2 separate regions of the Homo sapiens genome follow, and region 1 is linked to region 2. A link is a loop called in an ENCODE intact Hi-C map of the cell type or tissue named here. Cell type or tissue: chondrocyte. All regions are shown on one strand. Links, peaks and the distances in the headings refer to the core of each region. The heading gives the core; the rest is flanking DNA.

The links. Peaks named below come from ENCODE experiments on the same cell type or tissue, not always from the same donor. Only the 100,000 strongest peaks of a DNase experiment are listed, where the experiment ranks them.
Region 1: a loop joins it to region 2, with 4 times the contacts of the local background. A loop is called at or near these places in 12 of 110 quality-filtered maps.

The regions. Positions count from the first base shown.
Region 1 is chr6:31,948,992-31,957,316 of GRCh38, reverse strand. It overlaps CFB (complement factor B), which reads right to left. Exons shown (of 18, transcript NM_001710.6): 9 at 7,973-8,074; 10 at 7,760-7,897; 11 at 7,170-7,267; 12 at 6,914-7,031; 13 at 6,545-6,698; 14 at 6,373-6,449; 15 at 6,073-6,173; 16 at 5,844-5,976; 17 at 5,713-5,762; 18 at 5,233-5,442. The coding sequence ends at 5,287. It overlaps NELFE (negative elongation factor complex member E), which reads left to right. Exons shown (of 11, transcript NM_002904.6): 3 at 307-376; 4 at 479-624; 5 at 2,024-2,098; 6 at 2,221-2,258; 7 at 2,425-2,762; 8 at 2,875-3,019; 9 at 3,183-3,237; 10 at 3,486-3,588; 11 at 4,919-5,230. The coding sequence ends at 5,016. It overlaps MIR1236 (microRNA 1236), which reads left to right and starts at 377; the gene lies at 377-478. In chondrocyte, for the core only: CTCF peaks have their summits at 4,587 and 4,792 (motif pointing right); no DNase peak of the experiment used is centred there.
Region 2 is chr6:31,832,166-31,840,490 of GRCh38, reverse strand. SNHG32 (small nucleolar RNA host gene 32) reads right to left here and starts at 5,575. Exons shown (of 4, transcript NR_160953.1): 1 at 5,291-5,575; 2 at 5,040-5,080; 3 at 3,056-3,255; 4 at 730-948. SNORD48 (small nucleolar RNA, C/D box 48) reads right to left here and starts at 5,228; the gene lies at 5,165-5,228. SNORD52 (small nucleolar RNA, C/D box 52) reads right to left here and starts at 3,415; the gene lies at 3,352-3,415. RefSeq lists an enhancer at 5,740-6,438. In chondrocyte, for the core only: CTCF peaks have their summits at 3,348 and 3,547; a DNase peak (open chromatin) is centred at 5,910.

The DNA of each region.
Region 1 (8,325 bases), core at 268-8,267, 120 kb before region 2:
CACATAAACTTATACTTACTTGCAGCTTATATCCTAGGATTCTAGTCCATGATTGAGTTATTTGTCTTCAACTTCAAAAATGTAACACTCTGGAAAACCTCTGGGTTCCGTGGTTTGGTTAGATTAGGAATTTCCAGCATCATACATGATCTAGGGGACCAGAGGCAAGAGGCAGAGCACATCAGTGTACCACTCTGAGGGCATCAAGAAAGACGGTCCCTGGAGTGATGTGCCCAGGGGCCTTAGGAGAGGAACCGGCTAGGGGCTGGCCCTCACTTACCTCTCTCTTCTCACCCTTGTTCCCAGAAAAAGGCATTGCTGGCTCTGAAGAAGCAAAGTAGCAGCAGCACAACCAGCCAAGGTGGTGTCAAACGCTGTGAGTGACAGGGGAAATGGGGATGGACTGGAAGTGGGCAGCATGGAGCTGACCTTCATCATGGCTTGGCCAACATAATGCCTCTTCCCCTTGTCTCTCCAGCACTATCAGAGCAGCCTGTCATGGACACAGCCACAGCAACAGAGCAGGCAAAGCAGCTGGTGAAGTCAGGAGCCATCAGTGCCATCAAGGCTGAGACCAAGAACTCAGGCTTCAAGCGTTCTCGAACCCTTGAGGGGAAGTTAAAGGTGAGCACAAGCAGAAAGATTGTTTAAAGGGCATCCCTCCAAGTTGGAATGTAGATGGGTTTGGGGAAAAATATGCATACTCAAGCACTGGCAAATTGCTGTACCATTCTGAGTTTCACCTCTCATGTATAAAATGAAAAAACTAGACGACTCCTGAATTCTCCATTTTACAAATTCTGTGGTTCTAATCCACCTTGGATTGGAGCTCTTGGAATATGTTGCCCTAAGGGATGGAAAGGGCTGAAAATGTTATCAGGTTCAAGAGAGGTTCAAATAAACTGAATACATAATATATCGAGTCACTTATAAAAAATACCAGCTGGGCGTGGTGGCTCATGCCTGTAATCCCAGCACTTTGGGAGGCTGAGGTGGGCAGATCACTTGAGATTAGGAGTTTAAGACCAACCTGGCCAACATGGTAAAACCCCGTCTCTACTAAAAATACAAAAATCAGCAGGGTGTGAGGCCGGGCGCGGTGGCTCACACCTGTAATCCCAGCACTTTGGGAGGCCGAGGCAGGCGGATCACGAGGTCAGGAGATCGAGACCATCCTGGCTAACAAGGTGAAACCCCATCTCTACTAAAAATACAAAAATTAGCCGGGCGTGGTGGCGGGCGCCTGTAGTCCCAGCTACTTGGGAGGCTGAGGCAGGAGAATTGCTTGAACCCAGGAGGCGGAGCTTGCAGTGAGTCGAGATTGTGCCACTGCACTCCAGCCTGGGTGACAGCGAGACTCCGTCTCAAAAAAAAAAAAAATTAGCAGAATGTGGTGGTGCACACTTATAGTCCCAGTTACTGAGGAGGCTGAGGCCAGAGAATCACTTGAACCCAGGAGGCAGAGGTTGCAGTGAGTGGAGATCACACCACTGCACTCCAGCCTGGACGACAGAGCAAGATTCTGTCTCAAAAACAAAACAAAACAAGCCACAATGGCAGGTGCGGCAATGGCTCATTCCTGGTTAATTTCAGCACTTTAGGAGGCCGAGGTAGGAGGATTGCTTGAGCCCAGGAGTTTGAGACCAGCCCTGGCAACATAGTGAAACCCTATCTCTACAAAAAAAAAAAAAAATACAGAAATTAGCCAAGCATGGTAGAGCACATCTCTAGTCCCAGCTACTAGGGAGGCTGAGGTAGGAGGATTGCTTGAGCATGGGAGGTCAAGGCTGCAGCAAGCTACGATTGCTCTATTGCACTCCAGCCTGGACAACAGAGCAGGACCGTGTCTCAAAAAAAAAAAAAAAAAATAAGTAAAACCACGTCAAATAAGAAATGTATGTAGAATTAAAAGGGAAGAAAAGATCAGAGGAAACCTAGAAGAGGGTGAGGGAAGAGGAACACCTCTGGTCCATGGTTGGGCAACCTCCTGCTCCACACTGAGGTAGGTCTCTCACCACTCCAGGACCCCGAGAAGGGACCAGTCCCCACTTTCCAGCCGTTCCAGAGGAGCATATCTGCTGATGATGACCTGCAAGAGGTAAAGGCTCCTAATTTCTGTCCCTGAGGGGTTGGGGATGGAGGAATATGAGAGACAAATATATTTTGGACCACATGTCAGCAACTGGAAATCATCTTAACTGTTCTTGGTCTCTTTTACAGTCATCCAGACGTCCCCAGAGGAAATCTCTGTATGAGAGGTTAGAGAGTAGAGATAAGGCTGGGCCCATTTGGTGGAGTTGATTGCCTGAGTCCTTGGGAGGTTTGGGCTGTAGGAGCTGGGCTATAGAGGGAATATTGAGTCTCCACAGGGTCTGAGGGGAGAAGGTAAAACCCCCCTTTGATCTTCAGTCTGCATCTCCCCAGCTTTGTGTCTTCTAGTGATCGACTTCGAGAACTAGGACCAGATGGAGAAGAGGCAGAGGGCCCAGGGGCTGGTGATGGTCCCCCTCGAAGCTTTGACTGGGGCTATGAAGAACGCAGTGGTGCCCACTCCTCAGCCTCCCCTCCCCGAAGCCGCAGCCGGGACCGCAGCCATGAGAGGAACCGGGACAGAGACCGAGATCGGGAGCGGGATCGAGACCGGGATCGAGACAGAGACAGAGAGCGGGACAGGGATCGGGATCGGGATCGAGATCGAGACCGGGAACGGGACAGGGATCGGGAGCGGGATCGAGACCGAGACCGAGAGGGTCCTTTCCGCAGTGAGTGATTTTGGCTGGAGGTCAAGGTGACCTTAACTGAGGTTTATGTGGGTCCTACTAAGTGAAATGTGGCATGGTCTATGTCTTGTGACTATGATTTGTGCTCCCAAAGGGTCGGATTCATTCCCTGAACGGCGAGCCCCTAGGAAAGGGAATACTCTCTATGTATATGGAGAAGACATGACACCCACCCTTCTCCGTGGGGCCTTCTCTCCTTTTGGAAACATCATTGACCTCTCCATGGACCCACCCAGAAAGTAAGGATGACAACAGGGCATGATGAGAAGTCCTGGGAGAATCCTGGGGTGTGAGACCTGAGGGAAGAAGCTGCCCTCCCTGCAGCCGCCTATTATCACTGGGTTTGGTTGGGTCCAGAAGAGCCCCTTGGCTCTCCACTGACCGTGTTTTCTCTTATCCCAGCTGTGCCTTCGTCACCTATGAAAAGATGGAGTCAGCAGATCAGGCCGTTGCTGAGGTTGGAACTTCCCAAATCTGTTCTTCCCATCGCTTCTGCTGTTCTCATGTGTTCTCCTCAAAATACTAGATGCCAGGAAGAAGTTGGTTCCTCTTGATAAAGAAAGCCTCTCCCTATTCACACAGAAAAACTCACATTCTCAGATTCCTTATTCAGTCTCCTCCTAGGATAGCAACTCCTGGAATAACTTCTTTGGTTTATCTGTAATGTTTTCCTCCCCATCCTCTGCCTCCCCTCTTCTGCTTCAGCTCAACGGGACCCAGGTGGAGTCTGTACAGCTCAAAGTCAACATAGCCCGAAAACAGCCCATGCTGGATGCCGCTACTGGCAAGTCTGTCTGGGGCTCCCTCGGTAAGAATGGGATTCTTCCTTTCCCATCCTCTCCCCCACAGGCCATTCCTTTTGGTTCCCCCACACATCCTTGGGTTTCCTAGAGATGATCGAGGTCAGAGTGTGTGCGGAGGCTATGGGAATGGGAAGGAAAATTTCAGATCCTCTGTCAGTTAGAGGTAAAGAAAGGAGAGAAAAGGATTGAAAACAGCTTCCAAAGCAGTGACTGGAACAGGGAAGAAAGTGGGAGCTGGAGTGAGATTGGTGAGGAAGATGAGTGTCTCATGGGGCTTGTTCATTTTGAGATGGAGTAGAGTGAGTTTCATAAGTATTCGAAATCAGGGATCTGGAACTCAGGTGTGAGGTAAGGAAGGAAAACATAGATTAAGTCATCCACATCACAGGGTGGCTGCCAAACAATAGGATCATCAGGGAGACTCTGATTTCAGAGAAAAAAAAACGACCCAGGACTCAGTTTGAGGAGTACTCTGGGACTATGTTAGGAAACAGGACTGTTCACCTCACACCCCACATGTCCCCAGCTGTCCTGACATGTTAGGCTAACGTTGAGCCTAACGTTAGCAAAGGAGACAGGAGGAGGGGTCGGAGGGCTGGGAGCAGCACCGCAGGGGCCTGGGCCACTGAAGCAAAAGGACACACACTTTGAGAAAGAGGGAGTAGCCAGCAGTGTTGAGGCACAGAGATCACAGGATGGGAGTGGGTGAGAGAGATTCTCTGTAGCTCAAGGGTGGTGGGGATGGAACCATTGGATGGGGTGAAGAGAGTAACATGTCTGGTGGAGGGAGGAAAGAGGAAGGGGAAGAAACAGCTAGAGGCTTGAGAGAGAATGGTGAGGGCCAAAGCTACACCCTGAATGAGTTCTGGTGGAGCTAGTAGCATTTCTTAGTGTGAATAATCCATTTTCCCTGAAAGTAGATTTTCCTGGGAAAGGAGTGAGCAGAAAGAAGGGCTCAGCTACAGTGGCCCTTCAGGCAAAAGAAAGGAACTAGAATTGACCAGCATGTCAAAAAAGGGCTACAGAGGTTTTCTAGTTTTTAGCTTCTGACATACTGACTGTAAGTAGTGGGTTAATATCATTCACGTGTCTCAACAATGACATTTGGGATTTTTCTAAGAACAAAACATTCATCAAAATGTCCACTTATACTTTTCTTGGCCATGGGTTGGCACAAAGGAGCTAAGGAAGACAGGCCATCCTGGCCACCAGAGGGCAGCGTGGAAACTGGGCTTCCAGGGGCCAGTGGCCAGGAGTGAGGTGGTCAGGAGTCAGCCTCAGGGTCTGTTCTATGATCTCCTTTAGACCTTAACTGTTCCTCTCCTCCCTCCCTAGCTGTCCAGAACAGCCCTAAGGGTTGCCACCGGGACAAGAGGACCCAGATTGTCTACAGTGATGACGTCTACAAGGAAAACCTTGTGGATGGCTTCTAGGGAACAGAGCTGGATTCCTTGTGCCTCATATGCCCCAATGCTGGTCTCAGTAAAACACTGAGGTGGAAGCTTACACATCTCCCTCAGCCTCTGGTTTTTCAGCACTTGGGATTGGGGTTAAACCTTTAAAAACGGCTGTCAGGTTTGATCTCAGTGTAACAACATGGCCAGTGCCTGTTCCCCACTCCCTTGCCCCAAAAGGATCTGGAACACAGGTGTTGTCGCAGCTGTTTTAATTCAATCCCACGCCCCTGTCCAGCAGGAAACCCCTTATAGAAAACCCAAATCCTCATCTTGGAGTTTCTCCTTCAGCCAGGGCAGCACTTGAAAGAGGTTGATGTGAAAGTCTCGGGCGTGAGCAGGTACCTGCTTTTGCCGCTTCTGGTTTTTGCAGACATCCACTACTCCCCAGCTGATTACACCAACCTGCAGAGGCAGTGGGGTGCCATGGATCATTCAGTAGAATTCCTAATCCTGGAAGCATGGCTGTTCCTGCTTGTGTCTTAGCTGACCTAAAGGAATCAGACTAGGGACCCAGCTCAGCCTCGTTCTTGACACACGCAGGCAAGACATGCGGTCCTAAGGTGAGGCAGGCTCTGCCTACCTCGAATTACTAGCCACATGCATTGAGCTTTCCTGCTTTGGGGCCCATGCTGACCACTTGGCATCTCCCCAGATAGGAAAGGGAGGACTCACTTGAATGAAACGACTTCTCTTGTGAACTATCAAGGGGCCGCCAGAATCACCTGCAAGGAGAGGAGAAGCTGTAGAGAAAAGGACTGTTGGGCCTTGGGCACTTGTAGCACAACCAAAGAGCATTCTCTCACCTCTGCAAGTATTGGGGTCAGCATAGGGACTCACTCCTCCAGTACAAAGGAACCGAGGGGTGACCACCTCTGAGATGTCCTTGACTTTGTCATAGCCTGGGGCATATTGAGCATCTCTCTCACAGCTGCCTTTCTGTAGGGGAGGTGGGAAGCATGGAGAAGTAATGAACAGAAGTGGCTTAGGAAGGATTGGGGCCTAGAGTGCCTCCTTAGGATGCCCGTTTCTCACCTTATCCCCATTCTTGATGTAGACCTCCTTCCGAGTCAGCTTTTTCTCCTCCTCAGACACAAACAGAGCTTTGATATCCTGTGCAGGGAGCAGCTCTTCCTCTGGACGAATAGACTGCGTCACTTCAGCTGCTCCCACCACTGTCATCTCCCCATTGCCTTTGTCACTCAGTAGATGTCCCCTAAGCCCTTCTAGAGCTAGGTTCTGGGCCAGGCATCATCTCTTCCTATTGCACCTCCCTCTCATGCCCCACTTGTCTCTTGGGATCTCATCCTTATCCTCTTGCCAAGTATGTCTTACTTTGTTGCTGGCAAGTGGTAGTTGGAGGAAGCCTCAAAGCTCGAGTTGTTCCCTCGGTGCAGGGGAGACAAATGGGCCTATAAAGGACAAGGAGAACAGCAAACCAGGCCTGCTCCTCACCCCAGTCCTCCAGCCTTTCCCAGCCTTTCCTCAGGGATCTGGACGCTCTCACCTGATAGTCTGGCCATATTTCAGCTTATTCTTGAGCTTGATCAGGGCAACGTCATAGTCATAAAATTCAGGAATTCCTGCTTCTTTTTTCCCATTAATGTTGTAGTTGGGGTGAAATAGGACTACTTCTATCTCCAGGTCCCGCTTCTCCCCTCCTGAAGTAGGAGAGTAGGTACCACCTCTTTGTGGGCAGCTTCCTGCCTCTGGCCCCGTGTCATTCCTAACTTCACGTCTTCCCCCATCCCTGACTGGTCTGGGGTGCAAGGAATGGGGCTGCATTGAGGATGGGTGGAGTGTAGGATCTGTAGAAAGTGGGAGGTGTTGCCTGGAGAGCATAGGTGCAGCCCAGGACCTTCAGTTGCATCCTTACCTACGCTGACCTTGATTGAGTGTTCCTTGTCATCCACAGTGAAACAATGTGCTGCTGTCAGCACAAAGTACTCAGACACCACAGCCCCCATACAGCTCTCGTGTCCCTTTGAAGGGCGCTGGGGACACAACAGTAGAGAGGGAAAGCTCAACTTTCACAAACCACCATCTCTTATGGCCATTTTTTCCTTCCCCTACTCCCATTTCACCTTGACCTCACCTCCCCCAAGTCCCCACTACTGGGATTCTGTGCTTACAATGACTGAGATCTTGGCCTGCCATGGTTGCTTGTGGTAATCGGTACCCTTCCTGTGTTCCCAAACCATGCCACAGAGACTCAGAGACTGGCTTTCATCTGGCAGAGAAGGAGAATGTGCTGAAAACTCGGAACACTTCATTCCCAAATGGCAGCAGCCTTTTGGGTAGGAGTCTATGGGGAGCAAAGGCCCAAAAGGAGAAAGGGAAAGACCACGGGTATTTGTTTCCTCGTGTTAGGAGAAAACTGCTATGGTGGACTGAAAAGGGAAAGAACTTGGGATCAAGCTGTCAGAGGCCTGGCTGTTTTCAAGCCCACCCTTGTTGCTAACTTGCTGTCCCTTGACCTCCTTTGGCTTCTGTTTCCACGTGTCAAATGTAGGACTATAGAAAGATCTCTGAAGTGCTCAGAGCTCTGTGATTCTAAGGTTAAGTGAACAGTGCCAGGAAACAAGAATAGTGACACTGAGGTAGAGAAGGAGGAATGAAGAAGGCTTTCCAGGCAACTAGAGCTTCAGGTGTAGAGGAAGAATGAATTACTTCAGGGGAACCTGAGGAGAGTTGTGTTCTTTATTCCCTTGTATCTCCCTACCGATCATTTGGTAGAAAACATCTTCCAGGTTTTCCATATCCTTGACTTTGAACACATGTTGCTCATTGTCTTTCTTGGAAGCCAAAGCATTGATGTTCACTTGGTTCACCAAAGGCCCGACCCCAAACACATAGACATCTGAGGGATAAAAAGGAAGGATGAGGGTCCAAGCCCTGAGGAAGTGGGGTGCTGGGTCCTAGGCAGGTTACTCACCCAGATAATCCTCCCTTGGGTTTTTGCGATCCTTGCCAATGTATAGCAAGTCCCGGATCTCATCAATGACAGTAATTGGGTCCCCGCCCATGTTGTGCAATCCTGCAGAAGAGACAGGACCATGAGGGTAGGAGATAAGGAAGATAAACTGGCTAAAGGCAGGGATACACATGGCAGGGTGAGCAAGTTGAGGAAGGGTTAGAGATAGTTGATCACAGGGCTTAGGAAGAATTCCTTATGAAGGGTCACAGGAGAGATGAACAGCCAGCTATGAGTCACATTCAGGGCCCCAACCATGGGTATAGTGTTACAAGTGGACTTAAGGGCCACATGCTGGTCTGAGAAGGTGGGGA
Region 2 (8,325 bases), core at 80-8,079:
GGCTTGAGGTGGGTGGATCACCTGAGGTCAGGAGTTCGAGACCAGCCTGGCCAACATGGTGAAACCTTGTCTCTACTAAAAGTACAAAAAATAGCTAGGGGAGGTGCCAGGCGCCTGTAATCCCAGCTACTCAGGAGGCTGTGAGGCAGGAGAATCACTTGAACTCAAGATGCAGAGGTTGCAGTGAGGCGAGATTTTGCCATTGCACTCCAGCATGGGCAACAAGGGCGAAACTCCACCTCCTCCCCTGCCAGAAAAACCATCTCAAATGATTGTCAAAAGTCTAGTGTATTATACATAATACTATGTCACCCAACCAAGAATCTCTAATATTAGGCTTAAGAGTTAAGCCTAACTCAGCATTAACTAGCTCACGGGGCTTCATCTTTCTTTTTTTTTAAGACGGAGCCTGTCGCCAGGCTGGAAGTGCAGTGGCACGATCTCGGCTCACTGCAACCTTGGACTCCCTGGTTCAAAGCCATTCTCCTGCCTCAGCCTCCCGAGTAGTTGGGATTACAGGTATGTATCACCACACCCAGCTAATTTTTGTCCTTTTTTTGTTTTAGTAGAGACAGGGTTTCACCATGTTGGCCAGGATAATCTCAATCTCCTGACCTTGTGATCCACCCACCTCGGCCTCCCAAAGTGCTGGGATTATAGGCATGAGCAACTTGCGCCCAGCCCCCTTAATCTTTTTGTACCATTGTTCTGAGACCAAACCACGTCTTCTTTACTTTAAAATGCTTTATTGGAATTATTTTGATAAAAGCAAATACTTGTATATAAGACAAATATAGGAAATAGAAGCTATCTACTTGAAGTGCCCCCTAATTTTCAGGCATTTTTCCCCCAATAAGGTGACAGCTGCTCACACAGGATAATACAGGAAAGTTGTAAGTTCTTAGGATATGCCCAGCACCAGGCGGAAGATATTGTGTCAGCAAATTCCTGAAAAATAATAAAAAGAACATTAGAACCATATGAGATGCACCAATAAAAAAACGATTTCATATCCTTTGCAGCAACATGGATGCAACCACAGGCCATGATCCTCAGTGAATCAATACAGAACAGAAAACCAGATACCATATGTTCTTACTTGTAAGTGGGAGCTAAATGTTGAGTATACATGGACATAAAGATGGCAACAGACACTGGGGAGAGGAAATGGGGCAAAGGTTTAATAACTATTGGGTACTATGCCCACTACCTGGGTGATGGGGATAATCCTACCCCAAACCTCAGCATCATACAATGAACCCAAGTAACAAAACTGCACATATACCCCCTAAATCTACAATAAAAGCTGAGGCTGGGCATGGCAGCTCACGCCTGTCAATTCCAACACTTTGGGAGGCCAAGGCAGAAGTGTTCGGAGGCCAAGGCAAGACAATCACTTGAGCCCAGGAGTTTCAGACCAGCTTGAGCACCATAGTGGGACCCCATTATCTACAGCTTTTTTTTTTTTGAGATGGAGTCTTGCTCTGTTGCCCAGGGTGAAGTGCAATGGCGCAGTGCAATGGCGCCATATCAGCTCACTGCAACCTCCACCTCCCAGGTTCAAGCGATTCTTCTGCCTCAGCCTCCCAAGTAGCTGGAATTACAGGCGCCCGCCACCCATGCCCAGCTAATTTTTGTATTTTTAGTAGACAGGGTTTCACGGTGTTGGCCAGGCTGGTCTTCAACTCCTGACCTCAGGTGATCCACCCACCTTGGCCTCCCAAAGAGCTGAGATTACAGGCATGAGCCACCACACCCATCCTCAAATTTAAAAAAAAAAAAATTAGCCGGGGATAGTGGTGCATGCCTGTAAGTCATTAGCTACTCCAAGGGTGAGGTGAGAGGTGAGCTTCCACCCAGGAGGTTGAGGCTGCAGTGAGCTGTGACTGCACCACTGCACTCCAGCCTGGGTGACAGAGCAAGACTGTCTCAAAAAATAGAATAAAATTGTCAGATGCTATGGCTCACACCTGTAATCCCAGCACTTTGGGAGGCTAGGGCGGGCAAATCACCTGAGATCAGGAGTTCAAGACCAACATGGTGAAAACTCCCATCTCTACTAAAAATACAAAATTAGCTGGGCATGGTGGCGCATGCCTGTAATCCCAAGTACTCGGGAGGCTGAGGTTACAATGAGCTGAGAATGTGCCACTGCACTCCAGCCTGGGCGACAAAGTGAAACTCCATCTCAAACAAAAAATAAATAAAAATACATGTTGCGGGCTGGGCTCGGTGGCTAATACCTGTAATCTGAGCACTTTGGGAGGTCAAGGTGGGCAGATCTCTTGGTCAGGAGTTCAAGACCAGCCCGGCCAACATGGTGAAACCCTCTACTAAAAATACAAAAATTAGCCGGGACTGGTGGCGCATGCCTGTAATCCCAGCTACTTGGGAGGCTGAGGCAGAATTGCTTGAACCTGGGAGGCAGAGGCTGCAGTAAGCCAAGAGTGTACCACTGCACTCCAGCCTGGATGACAGAGCAAGACAGTCTCAAAAAACACACAAAACATGTTGGGGTGGGGCACAGTGGCTCACTGAGGCAGGAGTTGAAGACCAGCCTGTGCACAAAGTGAGACCCTGTAATACAGTTTAGATCTGTCTCCCCACCAAATCTCATATTGAATTGTAATGGATCACTGGGGTGGATTCCTCATGAATGGCTTAAGCACCATCCTCCTTGATGCTGTGCTCATGACAGTCAGTTCTCTAGAGATCAATTTATTAAAAATGTGTGGCACCTCCCTGCCTTTGCTGCTGCTCTGGCCATGCTACATCCCTGCTTCCCTCTGTACCTTATGCAATATAGTTTCCTGAGGCCCCCACCAGAGGCTGAGCAGATGCCAACACCATGCTTCCTGTACATCCTGCAGAACCATAGCCAATTAAACCTCATCATGTAAGTAACTGGCCATAAAAACATGAATTACAGGAGATTGCCGGCAGGATGAAGGTGGATCAGGTGGGTTCAAAGATCCTCAGAGAAAAGCTCAGAGACTCTTGTCCAACCAGATCATCATTACCACTCCCACTGAGAGCCAAAACAAAAGATACTCACCATAGCAAGGAAGGAGAACAGGCATGGCTCTCCACCTCTCCCAGCCTGAAGGTCAAGTTGCAGGAATCACTGTCTAAGCATGACAGCCATACAAAGCTTCTCTCCATGAGGGGGAGATTCCAAACCTTAGACCTTCACTCAGATTAGTGCAGAATCTCTGTGAAGGTGCATTGTCCCTGGCTGGGCTTCCAGAGTTCATTCTAACAAGGTGAAAACAAGACAATTTGAAAATAAACAGAATTATGGCCCTCCCATTGGCCCTTCTGGAGACCCAAGTATCCAGTTCCCTAAATGAGTCAGAACTTAGTTTTGACATCATGACCAGCATCGGAGACTCTAGTCTGTGAAATCATCATTCCCAATTAGGGAGATCTGGATCAAGGGAAGCTCTTCTGGAAAGAGATCTAGTACACTCAAAGAAAACACAACAGTCCCAGTATATATTGATCTAACAAATGAGTCCAGGAGTGGACGTTAGAAAGGGAGGAGTAGAAAGTAATTTAAAACAGCAGAGAACAGCTCCACTGGGAGGCCCCAGTGTACTCCTATTTTGCAGTAGAAATGAGGGGAGGAGTCAGGTTACCCAGCCTTTAACAAAAATACGGGGATTTATTAAAACGTAAAAATACAGGCCGGGCAAAGTGGCTCACGCCTGTAATCCCGGCACTTTGGGAGGCCGAAGGGCGTGGATCAACTGAGGTCAGGAGTTTGAGACCAGCCTGACCAACATGAGTGAGACTCATGTCCCCCCGCCCCCTAAAAAAGTAAAAATAGAATAGTCACAAGGAAAATGATGTAAACTAAAAAGAGTAAGACTGTCCCCCCGCCCCCCAAAAAAGTAAAAATAGTCACAAGGAAAATGATGTAAACCAAAAAGTAATCTCTAGAAAGTCACCAACACCAGACGCAGCAACTCACCCCTGTAATTCCAGCACTTTGGGAGACTGAGGCAGGAGGACTGCTTGAGCCCAGGAGTAGAGACCAGCCTGGACAACATGGCAAAAGCCCGCTTCTGTAAAAAAACTAAAAATTAGCCAGGCGTGGTGGTAGCACGTGCCTGCAGTCCCAGGAAGCTGAGGTGGAAAGACCACTTGAGCCCTGACGGTGGATGTTGCAGGGAGATCCTGGCATTGCGCCCTGTCTCAAAAACAAAATAGCAAAAACAAACAAATGGAAGTCACCACCTGTGGTACATGGATTATAGCTCAAAAAAGAAAAAGTGGCCGGGCACAGCGGCTCACGAGGTCAGGAGATGGAGACCATCCTGGCCAACATGGTGAAACCCCTTCTACTAAAAACAGAAAAATTAGCCGAGTGTGGTGGCGCGGGCCTGTAGTCCCAGCTAATCGGCAGGCTGAGGCAGGACAATCGATTGAACCCGGGAGGCAGAGGTTGCAGGGAGATCGTACCATTGCCAGCCCGGGCAACAAGATCAAGACTCCATCTCAAAAAAAAAAAAAAAAAAAGGAAAAAATTGGCTAAGGTGGGAGAATCGGTTAAACCCGGGAGTTGAAGGCCGCACTGAATTGTGTTCTTGCCACTGCATTCCAGCCAGGGTGACAGGGAGGCTGTCTTAAAAAAAAAAAAAAAAAAAGGCCGGGCGCGGTGGCTCACGCCTGTAATCCCAGCACTTTGGGAGGCCGAGAGGGGCGGATCACGAGGTCAGCAGATCGAGACCATCCTGGCTAACACAGTGAAACCCCTTATCTATTAAAAAATACAAAAAATTAGCCAGGCTTGGTGGCATGCGCCTGTAATCCCAGCTAATCGGGAGGCTGAGGCAGGAGAATCGCTTGATCCCAGAAGGCGCAGGTTGCAGTGAGATCGTGCCACCGCACTTCAGCCTGGGTGACAAGGCGAGACTGTCTCAAAAAAAAAAAAAAAAAAAAGGGCAGGGAGGCGCATAATGCCCATGAACGAAAGCTTGCTTGGGAACAAAGCTTTCCGAAGAGGCATTCAAAAGGCTCTCGCACCTAATACTCACCTTTACTCAAGGATAACACGGCGATGAACGTCTTACAACTCCTAACGGGGAAATGAAACAGAACAAAAGATTAGGAATCTTGGCCATGAACTCGTTGAGCCTGAGAAATGCTGGACCGAGGGGGCGGTCAGAGCGCTGCGGTGATGGCATCAGCGACACACTCAAGAGTTACCTGGGGTCATCATCACTCCCTTCCTATCCCCGGGCGACCGCCACCCCCATTTTGCAATCACTCGCCCAACCCCACTCACAGTTGTTTTGAGTCAGCAGGGGCTGTGGGGCCGCTAGCCGAGTTCCCCCTGCCACGAGCTAGGTCAGTTCCAAGCAAAGACACCAGAAACTCCAGTGTGCAACGGTAGTTCACCCAACTGCACTGGGGACCGCCCTCTCCTACCCCAGCCAGGCCGCGACGTGGCCGCCCGCCGGCTGCTGCGCAAAGGCAGCGCAAGCCGTTGGGATCCCCTGCTCCCCCTCACTCAACAGTCGGGCCATTACAACTCTCATACTGCCAACCCACGAGCCCACTTCGCAAAAAGAACTAAAATGGCGAGGCCGGGGCCATTTATGGCGGCGCCGGGTTGGGGGCCTGACGGGTATAGTTGTTTTCTTATCTGCCTGGCTAGACGCGCGGCATTTTCCCCATTGTTTGTCCACACAGAAATAAAACAAAGTGAAAGAAAGACCAGGAAAGTATGTTTCACACTCCTCTGGGCAAATATTCGGAGATGCTTTCTGAATTTTGAAAAACAAAAAACAGGGATCTGTCTGGCCAGGCGGAAGAAAGTCCCCGGCGCCGGCCGGCCAGCGCCAGCCGGGTGCTGCTCCTAAGCCGTTTCCCAGCAGCCCATGGTCCGTTAATGACCCTGGGACTCTTCCCGCGCGCGCGCGGGCGCGCGCAGCTGCGCCAGTTTAGCGTCCAGCTACCCTGACACTTCGCACTCCGTTCCCCCAGCGAAATCTGAATTTGCCTCCCAGTTCGATCCCGCAGACTGTCAGGCACCCTAACCTTCAATTAAACAAAACAAAACAAAAACCAAAAACCCAAAAGGCAGGTCGGACGTAATAGGTCACGCCTGTAATCTCAACACTTTGGACAGGCCCAGGCAGAGGATCATTTGAGGCCCGGAGTTCGGGACCAGCCTGGGCAAATAGTGACACCCAACCCCCGTCTCTATTTATTTAAAAATTAGGCCGGGCGCGGTGGCTCACGCCTGTAATCCCAGCACTTTGAGAGGCCGAGGCAGGTGGATCACGAGGTCAGGAGATCGAGACCATCCTGGCTAACACGGTGAAACCCCGTCTCTACTAAAAAAAAATTAGCAGAGTGTGGTGGCGGCGCCTGTAGTCCCAGCTACTCGGGAGGCTGAGGCAGGAAAATGGCGTGAACCCAGGACGCCGAGCTTGCAGTGAGCCGAGATTGCGCCACTGCACTCCAGCCTGGGCGACAGGGCGAGACTCTGTCTCAAAAAAAAAAAAATTATTGAAACTCATAAGTCATTTCAAATCCTTTCTGGACCCTTTCCTATCGCCCCCATTTATAAACGCGTATGATGTTTGGTGATGTGTGTTGTGTGTGTTGGTATCTTTTTCTTTTTTGAGACGGAGTCTGACTCTGTTGCCCAGGCTGGAGAGCAGTGGCGGGATCTCGGCTCACTGCAACCTCCGCTTCCTCGGTTCAAGCGATTTTCCTGCCTCAGCCTCCGAAGTAGCAAGGATTACAGGTGCACACAACCATGCCTGGCTAATTTTTATATTTTTAGTAGAGTCAGGGTTTCACCATGTAAGCCAGGCTGGTCTCGAACTCCTGACTTCAGGTGATTTGCCTGCCTAGGCCTCCACAAAGTGCCAGGATTATAGGTGTGAGCCACCGAGCCTGGCCTCTTCCTTTTTTTTTTTTTCTTTTTCTTTTTTTTTTTTTTTGAGATAGGGTCTTGCTCTGTTACCCAGATTGGAGTGCAGTGGCATGATCTCGGCTTACTACAACCTCTGCCTCCCGGGTTCAAGTGATTCTCTTGCCTCAGCCTCCTGAGTAGCTGAGATTACAGGCATCTGCCACCACACCCAGTTAATTTTATATATTTTTAGTAGAGACAGGGGTTTTCACCATGTTGGCCCAGGCTGGTTTTGAACTGGTGAACCTCAGTGATCCTCCCACCTCGGCCTCCCAAAGTGCTGGGATTACAGGCGTGAGCCACCGTGGCCAGCCCAGTTCAGTGGTTTTCTCCACATTGGCTGCAAATTACAAACACCTGGGCAGCTTTAAATGTCTACACTGCCCTCTTTGAGATTCTGAATTGGCCTGAGAGAGGCCTGGCATCTGTATTTTTTTAGCATCCCTTAATCGTTTTATTGTTCCATTACGGTGGAGAGCCATGGCTCAAAGCTAAAGTATTTGTTCCCTCTACTGCCTGGCAAGTATATAAAAAAAAGATTAGCTATGGGTGGTGGCATACACGTGTAGTCCCAGCTAATCAGGAGGCTAAGGATCAATTGAGCCCAGGAGGTCGAGGCTGCCATGAACCGTGATCATACCACTGCACTCTAGCCTGGGCAACAGAGTGAGACCCTGCCTTAAAAAAAATATATATATATACAGAAAGCCCTAATTCCTGCTGTTTTGGCAGTTAAGCTGCCTTTACTAAGTGCTATGGTCAGAGGCTTTAGTTCCTCTTTTTTTTTTTTTTTTTTTTTTTGAGACAGAGTTTCGCTCTTGTTGCCCAGGCTGGAGTGCAATGGCGCGATCTCGGCTCACAGCAACCTCCGCCTCCCAGGTTCAAGCCATTCTCCTGCCTCAGCCTCCAGGGTAGCTGGGATTACAGGCATGCGCCACCACACCCGGCTAATTTTGTATTTTTAGTAGAGATGGGGTTTCTCCATGTTGGTCAGGCTGGTCTCGAACTCCAGACCTCAGGTGATCCGCCCGCCTCGGCCTCCCAAAGTGCTGGGATTATAGGTGTGAGCCACCGCGCCTGGCCTAGTTCATCTCTTTCATTAATAAAACAGGCCTTTAAGAATTGGCCCAAGGGCCGGGCATAGTGGCTCACGCCTATAATCCCAGCACTTTGGGAGGCCAAGGCAGGCAGATCACCTGAGGTCAGGAGTTCGAGACCAGCCTGCCCAACATGGCGGAAACCTCGTCTGTACTAAAAATACAAAAAATTAGCTGAGCATAGTGGCCGGTGCCTGTAATCCCAGCTACTTGGGAGGCTGAGGCAGGAGAATCGTTTGAACCTGGGAGGTAGAGGTTGCAGTGAGCCGAGATTGCTCCACTGTACTCCAGCCTGGG